2 separate regions of the Homo sapiens genome follow, and region 2 is linked to region 1. A link is an interaction called in ENCODE POLR2A ChIA-PET data of the cell type or tissue named here. Cell type or tissue: B cell. All regions are shown on one strand. Each heading gives the region's core, and the rest is flanking DNA. Links, peaks and the distances in the headings are about the cores only.

Region 1 (11,299 bases), core at 5,844-8,343:
ATGCTCCTGCATTTGGCCCAGGATTAAGTTTTGGGCCATGAAGTAGGGAATGATGCAGTACTCTCATTTAAATCAGGAAAGTCTGGCTGGGTGCAGTGGCTCATGCCTACAATCCCAACACTTTGAGAGGCCGAGGTGGGAGGATCGCTTGAGGCCAGGTGTTCAAGACCAGCCTTGGCAACAATGTGAAAACCTGTCTGTTTCTCCCTTCCCCCCACAATCAGCAAAGTCTTTCTGGTTTCCTACTTTAGAATGGGATTTGAGAAGCAGGGTTTTCCATGGGAAAATTTAAATACAGCAATCTGCTCTTCAGTTTCAGGCAGAGATCTGGGTAAATACATACCTGGGACATCCTTCATATGGCTTAGGGCTTCCACAAAGGAAGTCAAATACATTGGCAGTTTTGGCCAAAATGTAGTTATAAGCATGTTTTTAGATTTGATTTGAATTCTTGGGTCTAATACCCGGGGACTGGCCAGAGCTGCCTGGAGGTGGACATGAGGTGCAGAGGGCAGGAAAGGGGTAAGAACCTAGCATTATGATGACCAAGAAGGAAGAAGCTGCAGGGACGAGCATCTGATGGGAAATGGGTGCTTCTCTGCAGGGGGAATAGGTAGAACCTTTCGGTCTCAAGAGCCAAGAAGCTGAAATTCATAAGACACTTTAGTTCCTTCTCTCCAGTTTGGAAGCTAAGCCTCCTGTGATACAGTCTGAATGACAGTCAAGCTGAAGGAGTTTTTAGGGTTGTGCCATTTGACTAAAGGGAAAAGGGACTGGAAAGAAGACTAAGGCTTCTAGATGGGAAATGCCAAAGTTTAAGTTACTCAGTGTCCAGTGCCCCACAGTTCACCAGCTAGGAGATAGAAGAACAGGAAAGGTATCATCCTAGAGAGCAGACCACTGGAGCAGCTATAGAGGTGCTACTGCCACAGGGAGGTATTTTAGATATTTCAATTACTATTTTCAAGACTTTAAACACCCCTTCTTGCTAGAAAAAGAAAGTGGGGGAAACCTGCGTCAAAGATCAGACCCTTACCTATAAAAATAACATACACATTCGCTGGAAATAAGTGAGATTCTAAGCTAAGGAGACTCTAAGACTGCAAGAGATGTTATCATAAAAGTCTGCTGCATTTATCTGATCACCACAAGTTATCAGTAATTCTCAATCTGGTCATGGACTAAGAGTGCAACTCTGCCCCAGGAATTTCCTTTTCTTTTTCATTTTTTGAAAACAAAAAAACAAAAACAAAACACAGAAAAATTAAAAGCACTGTAGCTGCAGTGAGTCCATTGTTCTCTCTATCCAACTGTCCCTGCTTCTGTATGGAGATGAACACGGGGCTGCAGCTCACTCTTAGCAAAAATTGCAGCTGTTGGTTCTGATTGTGTTCTCGCCAGCATTCCATGGATAAAGACAGAGAGAGAGAGAGAGAGAGAGGCAGAGAGGGAGGGAGAGAGGAAGGGAGGGAGGGAGAGAGGGAGAGAGAGAAAGAGAGAAAGAGAGAGAGATAGAGACAGAGACACAGAGAGAGACAGACAGAGAAAGTTCTCAGTTGGTTCCAGTCTCCAGCTCCCTTCAGGAGTGAAAAGGAGCTCAAGGGGAAGGCTCCTCATTCCAGTTCTTAGAGAAAATCAAGCTCTAAAGCCTGGTGAAGGGATACTAGGTCTCCATGGTTTGTGATCCTCCAGAAAGGCATGTTGTGCTGGAAGAGAGTGGGAATAGCTGGTTAATCCAACTTCTTCTGAGAGCTTATATAAATATTTGCCCATACTCTTTCCTCAACACACCTCTCCCCAAGGTACATGGTAACCCTATCTATCCCTGCCTCATAGGGCTGTTATAATGATCAAATAATCATATGCATAAGGACCTTGTACATTGCACACTTTAGAAATGTGAGAAATTTTAAATAGGTTTCAGTGGTACTTTGTGCTTTTGAGAGATTACCTGTTCTAGCTATTATTTTGAAGACAGGGTCTTGCTGTGTCACCCAGGCTGGAGTGCAGTGGTGTGATTATAGCTTACTGTGGCCTTGAACCCCTGGTCTCAGGTAATCCTCTTACTCCAGCATCCTGAGTAGCTGGAACTACAGGCATTCCAGTTATCATACAGGGTCTTAAGGATCAAATAAAATGGCCCAGGTGAAAAATTAGTATTTGATATAAGATTATACTGTCTCATGGATGGTCAATTTCTTGTAAGTTTCAGAACTGCAACACCTAAATCTTATCTATGTCCAAGATGGAGAATGTACAGATCTGGGAAATAATAATCCCATTATATTATGTAGTCAAAATCATGTCCAGAAAACTGTGTGCTGTTCTGGAGGCCATATTTTACTTTTTATTTTATTTTGAGACAGGCTCTCATTCTGTCACCCAGGCTGGAGTGTAGTGGTATGAACATGGCTCACTGCAGCCTTGACCTCCTGAGCTCAAGTGATCCTCCCACCTCAGCCTCCCAAGTAGCTGGGACTAAAGGCATGTGACACTATGCCTGGCTAATTCTTTATTTTTTGTAGAGATGAAGCCTCACTATATTGTCCAGGTTGGTCTTGAACTCCTGGGCTCAAGCAATCCTCCCACCTTGGCCTCCCAAAGTGCTAGGGATTACAGGCATGAGCCACTGTGCCTGGAGGCCATATTTTTTTTTTTTTTTTGAGACAGAGTCTCACTCTGTCGCCCAGGCTGGAGTGCAGTGGCACGATCTCAGCTCACTGCAAGCTCCGCCTCCCGGGTTCACGCCATTCTCCTGCCTCAGCCTCCCGAGTAGCTGGGACTACAGGTGCCTGCCATCACACCCGGCTAATTTTTTACATTTTTAGTAGAGATGGGGTTTCACCGTGTTAGCCAGGATGGTCTTGATCTCCTGACCTCATGATCGCCCGTCTTGGCCTCCCAAAGTGTTGGGATTACAGGCGTGAGCCACCGTGCCCGGCCGATATTTTTAAATTAAATTAAATTAATTTTTTATATTTTTTGAGACAGAGTCTCACTCTTTTGCCCAGGCTGGGGTGCAGTGGTGCTATCTCAGCTCACTGCAACCTCCACTCCCAGGTTTAGGTGATTCTCATGTGGAGGCCATATTTTAAAGGAGGGCTTTGATAAATCCAAGTATTGGAAACCATGTTCTATGAAGCTGAGGAGATTAACTTTCCTATCATCTAGTTGAAACTGGTTCCAAGTTACTCAGAATATTGAGGTCCTAGAACACAGTTATTTTGGCATATACCCTAGTTGTTTTTCAAGACAGCTGCTCACACATAATATTTAAAAGGCTATTAACATACAGAAGAGGAAACCGACTTGTTATGTTCAAGAATGCCAGACTAGAGGCCAGGTGCAGTGGCTCATGCCTGCAATCCCAGCACTTTGGGAGTCTGAGGTGGGTGGATCACCTGAAGTCAGGAGTTTGAGACCAGCCTGGCCAAAATGGCAAAACCCTGTCTCTACTAAAAGTACAAAAATTAGCTGGGAGTGGTGGTGTGCACCTGTAGTCCCAGCTACTTGGGAGGCTGAGGTACGAGAATCGCTTGAACCCAGGAGGCGGAGGCTGCAGTGAGCCAAGATCATGCCACTGCACTCCAGCCTGGGCGATGGAGTGAGACTCCATCTCAAAAACAAAACAAAACAAAAAAAAGAATGCCAGACTAGTATGTGAAGGTAGAGAAATTTTTGCTCAGTGGAAGGGGGAACACCCTAACAGCTTGGTTGATCCCACGGTGGAATAGGCTACTGGGAACCAGTGTCCTCATCCTTGGGCATATTCAAGCAAGGACTAGAGAGACTTCTGTCAGAAAGGCTGCAGAAAATATCCTTCACAGAGTATAGGTTGAACTGGATAAAGTGCTAAGGCATTTTCCAATTGGTATATACTTTGTTTGTTTTTTTTGAGACAGGGTCTTGTTCTGTTGCCCAGGCTGGAGTGCAGTGGCACGATCTCGGCTCACTGCAACCTCCGCCTTCAGGGTTCAAGCAATTCTTGTGCCTCAGCCTCCCGAGTAGCTGGGATTACAGGAGTGCACCACCATGCCCGGCTAATTTTTATATTTTTAGTAGAGACGGGATTTCACCATGTTGGCCAGGCTAGTCTCGAACTCCTGACCTCAGGTGATTTGCCTGCCTCAGCCTCCCCAAGTGCTAGGATTATAGGCATGAGCCACCGTGCCCAGCCTCAATGGATGTATTCTGTTGTAGATGATTAAAGACATTAGCTCAGAGTTACCAACTCTGCTGATGAGTTGTTCTCTCCCCCATACCCTTCTTCAGACCAGGAAACATTGATGCCTACACCCACTAGTGTCTTTCCCAAAGAGGGCAACAAGAAGCACTTTAGAATCAAAGCTTCATAACATATGTGAAAAAATAAGGATCCCTGAATTGCTACATAAAGTGACAAATGAAAACATGAGATAATAATGCCAACTGATTACCAATCTCATAGTTTATTATAGTTGCTAAGGTTTCCACTTAACTGGATGAAGAGTATCAGGGCAGTTGGTTCTAGCTGGCAACCCAATGCCTCCATGTCTAAGAAATAGAGTTGCTGGAAGAAAATAAATTGGGATAGGGAGGGAAAGAACTTCTACAGATCCATTTAGCAGATGAGGATACTCAAAGAGGATAATTGTTCAAATTCACATAGCTGAGACACAGATGGGATTTTAAGTTCTATAGCCAAGACTCTTTCATCTATTGTTTCCTATATTAAGAAGGGGTGACCTGGGCCAGGCGTGGTGGCTCAAACCTGTAATCCCAGCACTTTGGGAGGCCGAGGCAGGCGGATCACAAGGTCAGGAGTTCGAGACCAGCCTGGCCAATACGGGAAACCCCGTCTCTACTAAAAATACAAAAATTAGTTGGGCATGGTGGCGGGTGCCTGTAGTCCCAGCCACTTGGGAGGCTGAGGAAGGAAAATTGCTTGAACCCAGGAGGCGGAGGTTGCAGTGAGCCAAGACTGTGCCACTGCATTCCAGCCTGGGAGATAGAGTGAGACTCTATCTCAAAAACAGAAAAAAAAAGAAAAAAGAAAAAAAGAAGGGGTGACCTGAAGTTGGGACCTGTATAGTGGTGGGGTTAACATCAGAACAATCTTTCCAGGGCTCAAAGGCAGGAAAGACTTTCTCTACAGAAACAGCTATTGGTTGTACTGTCTGAGAACTTGAAGCATGGAAAAGAAAGAATGATTAGCCTTTTTGCAGTCAAGTCTGATGCTTGAGAAGGCACTGTCTTTGAAGATGGAAGATGGGGCACATCTCAGGTTTAATGATGGGATCCCTGTAGAAGGGCTTAAAGATTTTAAGATTCTTGAGTGACAGGGAGGAAGAGGAAGGGATGGATCTAAAAACTTAAGAGGAAAAACTCCATCTGGAGAAAAAAAAGACCCTCTTTTTCTTTAAAGAAAAATGGGAGAGGAAGAAAGAGAAAATATTATAAATGCATAATAGATTGCTAAGATTTTGTAGTTTTTCCCATTTTTCTCATTACTCGATGTACAACCACATAGACTATTTTTCTTTACCATGGTTACCTGTTTGGCTGCAATTTCTTCATCTCGTCCATCTCCAATCACTACATATGTGACTTTCTTTCCAAACCTTGACACAATTCTCTCAAAGCAGCTCTCCTTACCTGATGAGAAAAAGAAATTTCCTGTTAGAATACTCTTCTCTTCTTTTCAAAACCAAAGAAGAGGGCTGCTGCTAGGTTCACCTGCCTGTGCTTAGGTGGACTAAGTGACAGCCCATGTAGTTTGCTTGCTGGGGAGTAGGGATGGGAGCTAGAGATCCAGTAGACCCTCTGCCCAAAGAATGTGAAGTTGTGCCATTAAAATAACTTGGCCGGGCATGGTGGCTCAAGCCTGTAATCCCAGCACTTTGGGAGACCGAGGCGGGCGAATCACCTGAGGTCGGGAATTTGAGACCAGCCTGACCAACATGGAGAAACCCCGTCTCTACTAAAAAACAAAATTAGCTGGGCATGGCGGCGCGTGCCTGTAATCCCAGCTACTGGGGAGGCTGAGGCAGGAGAATCGCTTGAACCCGGGAGGCGGAGGTTGCAGTGAGCCGAGATCATGCCATCGCACTCCAGCCTGGGCAACAAGAGCGAACTCTGTCTCAAAACAAACAAACAAACAACCCAAAAACTTATTTTAACCTTCACGTTGAGGGTGAAGTCCCTAAGATCTTAGTGTGAGGGAATTTCTATAAATGGGAAAGATTAATAGGTTTAGTGACTTGCCCCTAGATCACAAACAAGCAAGTAGCTAGAACTTGGGGCCCCTGACTCCAAATCTAGGCTCTGGTCATTGTGTCATAATGAATGAATGATTTTTGGGGTGAAATGTTTTAGGGTAGAAAAGAGAAGTGAAAACACAAGGCCCTGATTTCTTGTTAGAAACAATAACAAACAAAAAGCCATTTCCCTCCAATTCTTCATTTCCCAGAAACAGTCCTGGGTATAGGCCTTACGTCTTTCAGTGAGAGAACAGCCCCAGAATAGAACTGAGAACAGTGACCAATAAATATGGCATCAACATTTGTCATATCTGGAACCTCCTTACTTACTATACCTTGTAGTTGTAACCAAGATACTGCATCACTGAAATTGACCTTGGGAAATGGGTGATTTAAATCCATTTCTCAGAACTGCAGACAGTTTTGAGAAACATGGCAGTGTATCAAAACTCAAATCCCATCTGCAACCAACACCTAAAACATACACAGATCATACTGCTGTGGGAAAGATACTTTATTTGTATAAATAAAAAGAAGTTATATCCCTTGCTCTTTTTATCTCCCTGCTTCTGCCACCTTCTTCAGTTAAACAAGGTCCTAACTTTGGCTTTCTTCTTCATCCTGCTCTATTAACCTTCTTGTTCTTTCCCCTTGCCCAACAGAGTGACTTAGCACCAGGGTTCCTGTGTAAATAAGATAAAGCTGCCTCTTCCTCAAGACATTTGACTGCCATCTGCTGGAAAATCACTGTAATATATAAATATACAAATCTAAGATAACTGTAACATAATTGGCCAGAACTTATACTTCCATACGCAGAAGTCCTACTTGGCACAGAAGTTGTGCAGATATGTAACTGCAAATCTTTGACATCCTTAACCCAGTGGCACTTCAAAACAGACGGACTAGTCAACTGGACCAGACACTAGATCACTCTGGGCTCAGCTGGCCACTTACAATACAAGGCTTGGCTTAGGTGCACTTGGGTCTCTTTTAGTGCTAATATTTTACAATAGAATTGTCATGCCTTACATTCATATGAGGGATTCAATCAATGTTTGCTGAGTAAATTCATATTAATCTCACAAATGATTCAGTGGAGGACTGTAGTCCAGGTCTTATGCCTCAATTCAGTTCAAACATTAAACCATTCAACTAATAATAAATTCTTATTATGTTCATGGTGTTGAAGAGTTCTTTAATTCCATTTCACCCATTACAGCTTTACAAACTAAGCCAACCTCCACCAGATGCACAGTCTACTATGATCTGTCTGTAGCAAAAAACTTTTTTAAGTGAGTCAGTTTGACTTTCTTGTAAGACTCAACAAAGGCAGTAACTCATATTTTGAGGATAAGAACACAGACATTTTCACTGTCCTGGCATGCAATGATCAAGGATGAAATATACTCTGTAATGTCTCCTTTAAAAGGATTAAGAGGCCAAGAGAGTTATTAACAGCTCAAAGTAAAGAAGCAGCTCCATGAAAACAGGACTCACTCCAATACAGTTGGTAAAATACTTCCATTTCTGGATATGAGCTTTCCTGTTCAGGAGGATGAGGCCAATGATTAATCAGTTTACCATATGTCAAGCAATTGAAGCTGGTGAACTGTAAGATCAGCCAAATCTTTGGAGAATATTAGTCCCTGGGTTTTCTCTATTAAAATATTTCTAGCCAGGAGCGGTGGCTCAAGTCTGCAATCCCAGCACTTTGGGAGGCCTAAGGCAGGAGGATTACTTGAGCACAAGAGTTTGAGATTAGCTTGGGCAACACAGTGGGACCTTTTCCCTACAAAAAATTAAAAAATTAGCTGGGTATGGTGGTGGAACACGCCTGAAGTCCTGGCTACTCAGGAGGCTGATGTGGGTGGATCGCTTGAGCGTGGGAAGGTTAAGGTTGCAATGGGCTATAATCGTGCCACTGCACTCCAGCCTAGGTACCAGAGTGAGACCCTGTCTCAAGAAAACCCCCCAAAACAAAAAAAACTTCTGACATTTTCAGAAATTATTTTGAGAATTCTCTTTAATGTCCCCAAATCACAGAATGGCCATTAAGAGAACCATATTTTGCTATCATTTCAGAGGAAGTGAAAAAGTATTTCTTCTCCTTGCTCCCATTTCACAGTTCTGTGAAGAAAAGCCTCAAGCCTCCTACTGTGGTTACCATAGCACCAGATCCCACTGCAGCTTTGCAAATTAGCTCTGGATGAACTGAGACTGAGGAAAAATACCAAATAAGCACACTTACTGACAGAGGGAATGAGATCATTTCCATTAGCCTGATGAGCCTGCGGGTGCCAGGTCTCAGTATAATAAGCACTACAGAAAATCTGTCTTTCAGATGTGGGAGGCTCAGTGAGTGCTCTGGGTTCCTATGATATACATAAAGCAACCGGCAGCAGGAACAATATCTGAAGGGAGCGCTTTCATATATGTTCCCTTCCACCCAATCCCTTGTAAATGAAATAATTCAACCATACAAAAAAGCATGGAGAATTACCAGCCTTGACAACAAAGTGAGACCCCATTTCTACAAAAAATAGGAAAAGTTAGGCATGGCGGTGTGCATCTATAATCCCAAGCTACTCGAAAAGCTGAGGTGGGAGGGTTGCTTGAGCCAGGGAGGTCGAGGCTGTAGTGAGTCGTGATCACTGAACTCTAGCCTGGTGAGACCCTGTCTCAAAAAAAAAAAAAAAAGAAAAAAATGCCTACCACCAACGAAGCTTTGTAAAATCTTAACACTTCACAGTTGCTGTATTTATTTACTTATTTATGAGACAAAGTCTTGCTATGCCATCCAGGCTGAAGTACAGTGGCACAATCATAGCTCACTGCAGCCTCAAACTTGTGGGCTGAAGTGCTCCTCCCACCTTAGCCTCCAGAGTACCTAGGATTGTAGGTACAAGCCATCACACCTGGCTAATTTTTTTTTTTTTTTTTTTGAGACAGAGTCTTTCTCTGTTGCCCAGACTGGAGTGCAGTGGCGTGATCTTGGCTCACTGCAACCTCCGCCTCCCAGGCGCAAGCAATTCTCGTGCCTCAGCCTCCTAAGTAGCCAGGACTACAGGTGCCCGCCACCATGCCCAGCTAATTTTAGTAGAGACTGGGTTTCACCGTGATGCCCAGGGTGGTCTTGAACTCCTGAGCTCAGGCAATCCACCTGCCTCGGCCTCCCAAAGTGCTAGGATTACAGGCATGAGCCACGGCTCCTGGCCACACCTGGCTAATTAAAAAAATTTTTTTTGTAGAGATGGGGTCTGACTATGTTGTCCAGGCTGATCTCAAACTCCTGGTCTCAAGTGATTCTCCCACCTCAGCCACCCAAAGCCCTGGGATGACAGGCGTGAGCCACTCCACCTGACCCTTATAGTTGCTCTAGATTAAAAAAAAAAAAAAATCAAGACATTACAGAACAAAACTTTTCAAGTACTCCTAAAATGTAAATATTTTAAATCTTTATATAGATATTACATACTGTACATTTATCTGTCTGCAATGTTTTTTGTTCATCAGTTTTTCTTTTTTTTTGAGACAGAGTCTTGCTCTGTTGTCCAGGCTGGAGTGCAGTGGTGCAATCTTGGCTCACTATAATCTCCGCCTCCTGGGTTCAAGCTATTCTCAGGCCCCCGAGGAGCTGGGATTACAGGCGCACACCACCATGCCCAGCTAATTTTTGTATTTTTTGCAGAGATGGGGTTTCACCATGTTGGCCAGGCAGGTGATCCACCCACCCTGGCCTCCCAAAGTGCTGGGATTACAGGCGTGAGCCACCGCGCTTGGCCTATTGTTTTTAATATTAATCCTTATGAGTATATGTAATTTTACTTAATCCACTTTTAACTGCAATATAGCATTCTGTTGTTTGAATATATCTATCAATTTTCTGTTCATGGACAGGTTTACAGACCAATTATTTTCTATGATAAGCAAGTGTGCATCAAAAAAATCCTTGTACATGTCTCCTTGTACATGTAAGAATTACTCAAAGGTAGAGGTTAGCAAACTTTTTCTGTAAAGAGTCAGAGAGTATATAGTATATATTTTAGGCTTTGCAGGCCCTATGGTCCCTGTTGCAACTATTCAGCTCTGCTACTGTAGTGTGAAAGCAGCTATATAAATAAGTGGGCACGGTTTCAATAAAAACTTACACAAACAGCCAGAGGGTAGGATTTAGCCCATGGACTGTAATTTGCAGACCCCTGCTCTAAAGTATATATATATCTTAAAAGTGGAATTGCATGATCATAGGGTTATGTACACCTCAAACTTCATTAGACATTAACGTTCTCCAAAGCAGGTTATATCCATTTTCAATCCCACTTGCAGAGGCAGAGTTCCCATTACATTGTTAGATTTAAGTTTTTGTCTATCTGATGGTTGGAGAATGTACCACATTTAAATTTGCATTTTCTTGATTTGCAGTTCCTTAATTTGTGAGGTTAAGGACTTATTCATATATTTACTGACAGTTTTGTTTTCCTCTTCGGCAAACTGGTTGTTTCAAGGTTTTTGCCTATTTTTCTATATTCAAAATTGTCTCTTGCTTACTGATTTGCAGGAATTCTTTATAGATTCTGCATTCTTTTTCTTTTGAGATGGAGTTTCGCTCGTTGCCCAGGCTGGAGTGCAATGGCGCAATCTTGGCTTACTGCAACCTCTGCCTCCCCCACTCAAGCGATTCTCCTGCCTCAGTCTCCCCAGTAGCTAGGATTACAGGCGTGTGCCACCACGCCCAGCTAATTTTGTATTTTTAGTAGAGACAGGGTTTCACCATGTTGGTCAGGCTGCTCTCAAACTCCTGACCTCAGGTGATCCACCCACCTCGGCCTCCCAAAGTGCTGGGATTACAGGCATGAGCCATTAAGCCTGGCAGTTCTTCATAGATTCTGTATTCTAACTGCCAATTAAATGTGTTGTAAATACCTTATCCCAAAATGTGGGCTTGTCTTGTTACCTTTTTTCAAGAGACAAGGTCTCCTTCTGTTGCCCAGGCTAAAGTGCAGTGCAGTGGCACAGTCACAGCTCACTGCAGCCTCCTTGAACTCTTGGGCTCAAGT
Region 2 (11,299 bases), core at 4,342-6,841, 150 kb after region 1:
ATCTCATTTAATCCTCAAAACAATTCTAGGAGGGATATGCTATTTTACTCCTTGTATTCTGAATGGGGAAACTGGGACTACAAGGAATAAAGTAATTTTCCCATGGCTCAACAGCTGTAGGGCAAGGGAGGGTTTAAATCATTGAGGAACAATGAAGATACAGAATTCTTCTTCCTTCTACAGTAGTGTATGGAGAAGGGGCATGGATGGCCACTTCTCAAGCCTCTACAATGTGCTAGTTACTGTAGATTGGTTGTCTCATTAAAGCCTCTCATCTTCAAGATAGGAGATCAATAGACTCTTTGACAAGTGTGGAAACTGATACTAAGAAAGGGGAAGTGGTCAACTCAGTCAGACAACAAGTGATCACTGTCCCAGAATTCTAGCCCAGCATGTCTGATTCTAGAGTCCATGCTCCTTCCTCAGGCTGTCTCTTTAAGAAAGACTCAAAATATAGTAACTGAAGTCAATTCAGGCATGGGGAATGTTGGGCTGGTGGAGATGGGGAGGATGTTTGACCGCTGAGCCTAGAGGACACTGACCTATCTCCAGAGGCACTTTCTGGGAAATCAGACAGCCCTAGGTTTGGGATCCAAGGAGGAGTGGGAACATGGTATAGCCTTAGCAGGTCTTTAACCGAGGCAGCTAAGAGGCAGGTAATATGCAAAGTCTGAGGCTATGTTCAGTCACAACTGGAGAACTAAATAGAAAAATTGAGGCAGAATCTCAGTCAAGGACCATAGCAGCATGGGAGAAGAAGAAGACGGCAGCATTGTGATTTGTGGGTTTCCAGAAGTACCCTCCAATACTCCATGGCCTTTTCCTTTTTTTTTTTTTTTTTTTGTAATTCAACTTTAAGTTCTGGGGTACATGTGCAGGATGTGCAGGTTTGTTACACAGGTAAACATGTGCCATGGTGGTTTGCTGCATAGATCAAGCCATCACCTAGGTATGAAGCCCCCCCTCCATTAGCTATTCTTCCTGATGCTCTCCCTCCCCACTCCATGGCCTTTTCTGTGTCCACAACGGCTTTCCCCACAGGAGAAAAGGGGCAAGATCACAGACCATGACAATATCTTGCCCCTTTCTAGGGATCACCCTCCTGTCCACCAGACCAGAAGCAAATGGATACAGGAGGCAAAACTGGTCCTGGGGCCGGGCGCGGTGGCCCACATCTGTAATCCCAGCACTTTGGGAGGCCAAGGCAGGCAGATCACGAGGTCAGGAGTTCAAGACCAGCCTGACCAACATGGTGAAACCCCGTCTCTACTAAAAATACAAAAAAAATTAGCTGGGTGTGGTGGTGTGTGCCTGTAATCCCAGCTACTCAGGAGGCTGACTCAGGAGGCTGAGGCAGAAGAATCACTTGAACCCGGGAGGCGGAGGTTGCAGTGAGCTGAGATCGCGCCACTGCACTCCAGCCTGGGCGACAGAGTGAGACTCCATCTCAAAAAAACAAAAAATAAAAATGGTCCTGGAATCTCCCACCCCACCTAACCACACCCACGCCCTTGCTGGGCTTGGTCCAGGATGTAAACTGGGTGGGCTGACAGGAGAGACCTCGAAGGAAGGGGCTGGGAAGGCTGAGGAAGCAGACTCAGGGGAAGAAAACTCCTCATCACGGACTTGTTCTCTGCCCTGGGATGTTAGCACATGAAACAAGAGGCTCCATTCACATCTCCAAGACTCTTGCCCTCTGTTCCCTTAAGCCCATAGCACACCTTTCCTTCCTTCCTGTGTAGATCACAAGGGGACCAGGGAAGGGATTGCACAGCAGGATACAAATGAGGAAAACTGGGCTCAAGCTTCTGTTCCACCCACAAGGGCCACTGTGCCCTGAGTCATGTTCCCAGCAACGAGAAAACCTAGAGTGCATCCAGGGGTGAAATCTTCCTGGGGAAAGGCACTCAAGATGGATGATTCACTCTCCTGAGTGCAGAATGAGGTGTCAAGGTGTGTGGTTCTAAGAACCTTGTCAAACAGATCAGACTCACCTTGGAAAGACAGTGCCTCCACCCCAGAGGCACCATCTCCCATAGTCAGCCCCAGCCCAGCCAAGGTGGATGAAGATGACCAGATTCTGGGGAACAGAGGGCAAGAAGAATGGGAAGTATGAAAATACCCAGTACTGGCTGGCCGCGTTGGCTCACACCTGTAATCCCAGAACTTTGGGAGGCCAAGGCGGGCAGATCACCTGAGGTCAGGAGCTCAAGACCAGCCTGGCCAACATGGCAAAACCCTGTCTCTACTAAAAATGCAAAAATTAGCCAGGCGTGGTAGCACATGCCTGTAATCCCAGCTACTCGGGAGGCTGAGGCAGGAGAATCGCTTGAACCCGAGAGGCAGAGGTTGCAGTGAGCCAAGATTGTGCCACTGCACTCCAGCCTAGGTGACAGAGCCAGACTCCATCTCACACACACACACACACACACACACACACACACACAAAAGATAATGTTTACTTAGTACTCACTGTGTGTCAGGTATTATTCTATGCCTTTTACTTAATCCTTAGGGCAACCCCATGCAGTAGATGATAATGTCACTCCCATTTTACAGATGAGAACCAGGTCACAGAGAAGTTCAATGACTCACCCAGGGTCACACAGCTACTAAGTGGCAAGGCCAGAATCTGAACCAAGGTAGTCTGGCGCCAGAGACTGTGCCCATAACCATTTCACCAGTGATTACCTAGCTATGCCTAGCTGGTCATCTAGTGATTACCTAGTTATGCCTAAGGAATAACCTGGAATGGGGGTTTTATCCTTCTCTCTTGCTGCATATCAGCACTCTGTGGCAGAAAATGGTCATAGGCAGCTCCTGAGTTCCTATCTCCCCTATTTAAGACTGAACCTGGAATTCCAGATTCCCAGGAAAGGGACTCTGATGGGCCAGTGCGAGTCAGATCCATCCATACCCCTAATCCAATCAGTCGGGCAGGGTTGAGGGACACAGATTCACATAGTTATAGAAGCCCCATCGTATCAATCATGTGACAACGGCAGGGACGATTACCAGAAAGATGGGGAGGATGCACTGAAAAGTCACCGCAAAAGGTTTCCACTGTAGGAAACTGAGGCTCAGGGAGTTGAACAATTTGCTCAAGATCACCCAGAGTTAATGAAGCCCAGATTCTAACTCATTTTGTTTTTTTCCTCCAAATCTAGGTCCTTTTCTCCATACCACCCAGCCTCCCCACAAAAAGGGAGATACCTTGGTTAGATGCCTAAGGTAAGTTCACAAGTTAATTTTCATTTAACCAGTGTTCTTTAAGCACCTGTTATGTATCAGGCACTGTTCTAGGCACTGAGGTTACATAAACAGATAAAATCTTGTCTGAAATAAAGGCAAGGTAAAAAACAAAAAACGACAACAGAGAATGAAGGCGCCAGCTCTCGTGGAGCTGACATTCTACTGAATCCCTTGAGTGAGGACAGAGGCCTCTCCTCAAGAACTGCTCCTTCAGCTGGGTCCCAGGTGGTGTGAAACATGGAGAGAACTTGGGTTTTGATGTCTGTTGTAGACATTGGCTCCTTTTATTGGCATGAACTATTCCCTTGTAGATTGCACAAGTGGCACCGATTCTTCACCTTTCTCTGTATCCACACCCTTTGTCACAAAACTTCGCGGTGCTCTGATTCTGGGCTTAGTCATGTGACTTGCAGTGGCTCGTGCCTGTAATCCCAACACTTTAGAAGGCTGAGGTGGGAGAATCATTTCAGCGCAGGAGTTCAAGATCAACCTGAGAAACAAAATGAGACCCAGTCTCTACATATAATAAAGTTTAAAAAAAAATTAGCTGAGCCCTGCGTGGTGGCTCATGCCTGTAATCCCAGCACTTCGGGAGGCCGAGGCAGGCGGATCATGAAGTCAGATCGAGACCATCCTGGCTAACACGGTGAAACCCTGACTCTACTAAAAATACCAAAAATTAGCCGGGCGTGGTGGTGGGCGCCTGTAGTCCTAGCTACTCGGGAGGCTGAGGCAGGAGAATGGCGTGAACCCGGGAGGCAGAGGTTGCAGTGAGCCGAAATCACGCCACTGCACTCCAGCCTGGGTGACAGAGCGAGACTCCGTCTCAAAAAAAAAAAAAAAAAAAAAAAAAATTGGCTGAGCATGGTGGTGCATACCTGTAATCCTAGATACTTGGGAGGCTTAGCCAGGGGTGATACCCGTGGGCTAAGGGAGGTCCCCAAATGTCAGTGGGACCTCAACCCCGGCCAGTGTCCAGGTTCTTGACCCCATCACAAGAAGGAATTAAAGGATGAATCAAAAAACAGTGAAAGTAGGCTGGACGTGGTGGCTCATGCCTGTAATCCCAGCACTTTGGGAGGCTGAGGCAGGCGGATCACTCGAGGCCAGGAGTTCAAGACCAGCCTGGGCCAGATGGTGAAACCCTGTCTCTACTAAAAATACAAAAATTAGTTGGGTGTGGTAGTGCACACCTATGGTCCCAGCTACTCAGGAGGCTGAGGTGGGAGAATTGCTTGAACACAGAAGGTGGAAATTGCAGTGAGCCAAGATAACCCCACTGCCCTCCAGCCTGGGCAACAGAGGGAGACCCTATCTTAAAAAAACAGTGAAAGTAGGGCGATTTATTGTAAAGTGAAAAGTACACACCCAGGAGAGGGGAGTAAGGGTGGACTCAAGAGAAAGTGCCACACAGTAGAGTTTGAGGTTTCTACCTTTATGGGTTTCTTTAACCAAGAGGTTGAATATTCATTAAGATTCCTGGAAAAAGGTGAAGATTTCTTGGAACTGTGGTGCCACTCATTTTTACACCTAATATGGGTGTTCTCAGAACTGTCACAGCGCTGGTGGGTGTGTAATTTGTATGTTAATAAGCATATAATGAGGTCCTGGGAGAAACCTAGGTCAAATCCAGTTTCACGTTGGGTCCAGTTGGTCTCAGCCAGCTTGGCCCACACCCTGGTTTTTCAGGGTCTTATCCCCTAGCTTCTGCAGCTATTTCAACGGTTTCATTTTGCTAGTCATGTGAAACTGCTGCCTGGAGTTTTCTATTCTCCTGTGACCACCGTGTATTATTCTTGTCTCAGGAGGATTGTTTGAGCCTGGGAGGTCAAGACTGCAGTGAGCTGCCATCGCACCACTGCACTCCAGTCTGGGCGATAGAGCAAGCAAGACCCTGTTTCAAAAAAAAAAAAAAAAGGCATGCAGTTCATATAGCGTTTTTACTTAGCAGCCTCCACCTAGTGAAACCGTCTTTGCAAAAATTATAACAGTGAAAGCGATCTGATCTAACCAACCTCCCTATCTTGCCTTTAACCTCCAATCTGCCCTTGGTCATTCCTGGACTTGGGCCAAGCTAACTTTGGGAGAAATTTAGTTTATAGCTTAAATGATAATAGCCCTTCTCCCAAACGAAATCACCTTGGTAAAACTAATGAAAGACCACCAGGTTAGGAGGATAAGAGAAGCCTGAATTCGGCTAAGATGTAGGCATAAATGATTACCAGCCATTACTCCAGAGGTCACAAGATTTGCAACTTCCTCAATTACTCCTGCAGATAACATCATTATTGTAGAACCTAAGATTGGCTTTGAGTTGTCTTTTCAGGCCTTTGCATTTCTTTTCTCTCTCTCTCTCTCTCTTTTTTTTTTTTTTTTTTTGTTGTTGTTGTTGAAACAGGGTCTTGCTCTGTTATCCAGGCTGGAGTGCAGTGGCATGATCATAGTTCACAATAGCCTCAACCTCCTGGGCTCAAAGGATCCTTCTGCCTTAGCCTCCCCAGCTGGGACTATAGGCATGCACCACCACACTCCGCTAATTTTTTTTTATTTTTAGTAAAGATAGGGTCTCACTATGTTGCCCAGGTATGTCTTGAACTTCTGAACCCAAGCTATCCTCCCACCTTGACCTCCCAAAGTGCTGGGATTACAGGCATGAGCCACTGCACCCAGCCGGCTTTTGCATTCCTGATGACCCGATGGCCCCACTGGACCCACCGACTGGATTTTGGCCCCCACCCATAAGCAGACTCAGCATGCTAGGACCATTTTCCACACCTCTATAATTGCATCCCAGCCAATCAGCAGCACCCATTCCCTAGCCACCCACCTCCCTGCCAAAGGTTATCTTTGAAAAACCTTAGCCTCCAATTTTTCAAGGATACTGCTTTGAGTAATGATAAAACGCTGGTGTCCTGTTTAGCCAGTTCTACATGTGTGAGACTCTTCCTCTATTGCAATTCCCCTATCTCGATAAATCAGCTCTATCTGGGCAGTGGGCAAGAAGAAACCACTGGGCAGTTAAACTAGCAACCTCCATTTAACCCAAAACAAAGGGCCTCCATCCCCCGCACAGTCTGTGTTCCAAGGGATGGGCCAGGGGTTTCAATGTCCTTCATAGATAAGGAGTGAATCTCTGGCTTGGCCACTCCCAGATCCCTCTTGGATCATAGGGTAATTCATAGGGTATGCTTATATTATGACTGTCAGGTGTGTCTGCCATACAACCCTTCTCACACCCCTGCCATCACCCATGAGAACATGCCAGACTTTCCTACTGAAGGAACAGACCCAGATGCCCTAGTCTTCCCAGCCAAGGTCAGACTAAATCAATCAACAGCCAGCCAACCTCCAGATGTGTAGCATGTCCAAAGCAGAACAGCAGAGCTGTCTAGCTGATCACCAGATGTATGAGTGATCTGTGATGAACGATGAATGTTTAAATGCTTCCGAAGCATGTGATTATTTGCTATTTATCACTGTTGTGGAAATAGATAACTGAAATAACCTCCTCTATCCCAATAATGTGTTAATTTCCTTTGTAGCCTTGATTGAAAAGTAACTCCAGATGACCCATTTCATTAAATAATCCATGGAGGACAGGGCCAGAGTTGATTCCATCAGACACCCTCTCCTGAGAATCTGAATTTTGAAACAGTGCGGGCAGGATAGGAGATCTTGTTGGAAATCATTCATCATGGTGGTAGTGGCAGCACTCAGGTGAAAATGTGCCTGCAACCTGATCCTAGGCCTTCCAACTCTCCTTTGGTTCCTGTGTATCCCCAAGCTTGCTTCTCCAGCTACCTACAACTTATTTGAGCCCCACCCACATCCTTCCAATAAATTCTATTTTGCTAAAAATAGGCAGAGGCGATGTCTGTTGCTTGCAACCAAGTATCCTAACTGCTACTCCACCATGTAGACCCTAATTCAAGTCCCAGGCCTGCTATTATACTTAGCAGCTGATCCTTGTCCAGGAATTGTACCCCGCCATTATCATGGGCCCAGGTTCCTTCTATCACTGTTCTACTATTGTGGCCCATAGCTTTCACCTTCAAAGTCACTTCAAGGCATAAGATGGCTGCAGGAGCACCAAATTCCAGGCAAGGAAAAAAAAAGGAGGGAAGAGCAGAAGGGGATTATAGCTGAGTAAGCTTCTTTGAAGCACTATTTCCAGATGACCTATCAACTCTTTCACTTTTAGGAGACCAGAATATTCTACCTCCCCACCTCCAAATATGCCTCTTTTGCATAAGGACTATTCTGAGCTGAAGGCAATTGAGAAGAAGCAGATACAACAAAAGGTCTCTACCCTCCCCCATTAGCCTAAAAGCAAGACATAAGTTTACAAAGGCAAAGGTGTCCTTCCTCCCCTCCCAACCACGAGAAACAGAGGTTGATCTCTGAAGACAACTTTAGACCCTCATTTGCTGGAAGAAGACACCAAAGGAATCTATGTGACAAACTTTACTAACTAGCCTTTACCTACTATTTATTTGCCTTCCCCAAATTTGCTTCCCCAGGGGACTCAAAAGTCCTTTTCTGGCCAGGCACGGTGGCTCACACCTGTAATCCCAGCACTTTGGGAGGCCGAGGTAGGTGGATCACCTGAGGTCAGGAGTTCGAGAGCAGCCTGGCCAACATGGTGAAACCTCGTCTCTACTAGAAATACAAAAAATTAGCCAGGCGTGGTTGTGGGTGCCTGTAATCCCAGCTACTCGGGAAGCTGAGGCAGGAGAATCACTTGAACTCGGGAGGCGTAGGTTGCAGTGAACCAGGATTGCGCCACTGCACTCCAGCCTGGTCAACAAGAGCGAAACTCCGTCTCAAAAAAAAAAAGTCCTTTTCCTTTGCCTTGTCACTTTTCCAAAACTTTACTGTTCTTTGTTGAAAATTCTCCATAAGCCTGAATTCAAAGCCACCTCTTTGCGACTTACTCAACCCCTGGGTAGCTCTCTTGTGAACATGAGGTATGCATGTTAATAGACTTCTGTTTATTTTTCTCGTCTTCTGTTACCAGGTTGTGTCCTAGTTAAGAACTATGAAGGGTAAAAGAGGAAGTTCTTTTTCCTCCCCTACAACTTACAGCTCATTGACCATAACTTAGTCACAGGGCTACACCTAGCTATAAGGAATGTAATCTTTCGGCTAGGTGCATTGCCAGCACCTAGATTAAAAACAGGGTTCTTCTACTTAGGAACAGGGAGACAATAGATATTAGGCAACACGCCTTCTTGCTGCAGCTAATTGCTCATGTTCAACAGTATGTATAATAATTCTTAACAGATTATAAAATGATTTCCTCTCCATTACCTTCCCAAGTTGGGCGGTGGTTTGTGCCTGTAAATCTCAGCTACCCAGGAGGCTGAGGCAGGAGGATCATTTGAGGCCAGGAGTTTGAGTCTATTACCTCCCCAGAGCCTCCTAACATATTCGTGCAGTAGTTGCCATTATCTTCATTTTTACAACTGGGGAAACTGAGGTTCAGAGATAGACAATCAGTTACCTAAGGCCAAACAACTAGTGACGTCAGAACTAGGAGACAAATCCAGCTCTAACTCCAAGGTCCATGGTCTTCCCCATTGCCCCTCTTGCCCTCCTGAGCTTCTTTTGGCTGCTGCTGTAGTTAAAGGTCATTTATTGTGAAACATCCCTAATGTTAGGAGCCATTAACAGGCCACACATAAGATCAAGTGTAAGCAAATTGACTATGGAGAGCTGTCGTCTTCTCTTTCCTTTCTAGTGCTCCTCTCTCTCTCCCCAGTGCCCACAGAATACATGAATGTATGTGAAGTTACTTCTGGAATGCTGCCCTCTCCGGCCAACCTGTAGCCTGGGGCAACATTTGTGCCCACTGGGCTGATAAGGGAGGGACATCAGCAGTTACCTAAGGAGAGACAAGCTCTCTGTAATTCAAGAACAATCAATGACCCATCCCAAGTGTTAAATTATCCACATCTTAGAAGAGTGAAGAGAAGGGAATTGACATTATACCCATTTTACATATAAGGAAACTGAGGCAAATGCCCAGGATCACATAGCCAGCAAGTGTCAGGCCTGAGATTCAGGATGATCTCGATCTCCTGACCTCGTGATCCTCCTGCCTTGGCCTCCCAAAGTGCTGGGATTATAGGCGTGAGCCACCGCACCTGGCCCAGAGTTTTATTATTACTCAAATCAGTCTCCCCGAGCATGTGGGGATCAGAGATTTTAAGGATAATTTGGTGAGCTGGGGAAGGCCAGTGAGATGAGAGTGCTGATTGGTCAGGTCAGTGATGAAATCATGGGAAGGTGAAGCTGTCCTCTTGGGCTGAGTCAGTTCCTGGCGGGGGGGCCACAGATCAGATGAGCCAGTTTATAGATCTGGATGGTGCCAGCTGATCCATAAAGTGCAGGGTCTGCAAAATATCTTAAGCACTGATCTTAGGAACAGTTTAGGGGAGGTCAAAATCTTGTAGCCTCCAGCTGCATGACTCGTAAACCATAATTTCTAATCTTGTGGCTAATTTGTTAGTCCTACAAAGGCAGTCTAGTCTTCAGGCAAGAAGGAGGTTTGTTTTGGGAAAGGGCTGTTATTGTCTTTGTTTTAAACTATAAACTAAGTTCCTCCCAAAGTTAGTTCAGCCTGTGCCCAGGAAGGAACAAGGACAGCTTAAAGATTAGAAGCAAGATGGAGTCGGTGAGGTTAGATCTCTCACTGTCTCAGTCATAATTTTGCACAGGCAGTTTCAATCCCCTCTTCCCTTTGTGTAAGTTTTTTTTTAATTGTGGTAACATATAATGTACCATTTTAACCATTAAGTATACAGCTCAGCACATTAAGAATATTCGTATTGCTGTGCAACCATCACCACCATGCATTTCCAGAACTTTGACCTTTCCAAATTGAAACTTTGTACCCATTAAACACTAACTCTCCATTTCCCGTTCTCTCCATGGCAATCATTGTTCTACTTTCTGTCTCTACAAATTTGACTACTCTGGGTACTGTATATAAGTGGAATCATACAATATTTGTCCTTTGTATCTGGCTTATATTATTTAACATAATGTCTTCAAGGTCCTTCCATCTTTGTAGCAAATGTCAGAATTTCTTTCCTTTTTAAAACGGATTAATTTTTTGTTGTTGTTGTCAGAGTGGTGCTCTGTCACCCAGGCTGAAATGCAGTGGCGTGATCTTGGCTCATTGCAACCTCTGCCTCCTGGATTCAAGCAATTGTCCTGCCTCAGCCTCCTGAGTAGCTGGGATTACAGTTACACATCAACATGCCCAGCTAATTTTTTTTTTTGTATTTTTAGTAGAGATGGGGTATCTCCATGCTGGCCAGGCTGGTCTCAAACTCCTGGCCTCAAGTGATCCACCTACCTTGGCCTTCCAAGATGGTGGGATTACAGGCGTGAGGCACAGCTCCCACCAATTTTTTTTTTTTTTTTTTGAGACAGGGTCTTGCTCTGTCACCCAGGCTGGAGTGCAGTGGCACAACCACAGCTCACTGCAGCCTTGATCTCCTGAGCTCAAGTGATCCTCCTGCCTCAGCCTCCTTGAGTAACTGGGACTACAGGTGCATGCCACTTTACCCAGCTAATTTTTTTTTTTTAAGTAGAGATGAGGTCTTTCTATTTTGCCCAGGCTGATCTCAGACTCCTAGTCTCAAACGATCCTCCTGCCTTGGCCTCCCAAAGTGCTGGGATTGAGTCATGAGCCACCACTCATGGCCTGAATAATGTTTAATTGCGTGTCTATACCATATTTTGTTCATTCATTCCTCAGTGGACATTTGCGTCACTCCCACCTTTTGGGTATTGTGAATAATGTTACTACGAATATCTGCTTGAGTCCCTGTTTTCAATACTTTGGGGTTTGTACTCAGAAGTGAATCACTAGATCAAATTAACTGGGTGTGGCGGCACACACCTGTAGTCCCAGCTACTGGGGAGGCTGAGGTGGGAGGATCCCTTGAGCCCAGAACTTTGAGGCTGCAGTGAACCGTGATGGTGCCTCTGTACTCCAGCTTGGGTGACAGAGTGAGACTCTCGTCAAAAAAAAAAA

What was found. ChIA-PET counts read pairs that join two places held together with the same protein. Peaks named below come from ENCODE experiments on the same cell type or tissue, not always from the same donor. Only the 100,000 strongest peaks of a DNase experiment are listed, where the experiment ranks them.
Region 2: POLR2A ChIA-PET joins it to region 1 with 12 read pairs; 3 of 35 experiments call an interaction of 5 or more read pairs at or near these places.

Annotation. Positions count from the first base shown.
Region 1 is chr1:27,972,841-27,984,139 of GRCh38, forward strand. EYA3 (EYA transcriptional coactivator and phosphatase 3) reads right to left here. Exons shown (of 18, transcript NM_001990.4): 17 at 5,534-5,634; 18 at 1-1,706. The coding sequence ends at 1,626. Among named protein-coding and RNA genes, the nearest start is that of XKR8, 19 kb to the left of the region's middle. RefSeq lists a silencer at 10,204-10,404. In B cell, for the core only: CTCF peaks have their summits at 6,977 (motif pointing left) and 7,178; a DNase peak (open chromatin) is centred at 6,971.
Region 2 is chr1:28,127,470-28,138,768 of GRCh38, forward strand. No RefSeq gene overlaps it. Among named protein-coding and RNA genes, the nearest start is that of PTAFR, 44 kb to the right of the region's middle. RefSeq lists an enhancer at 7,429-7,478. In B cell, for the core only: no CTCF peak of the experiment used is centred there; a DNase peak (open chromatin) is centred at 5,452.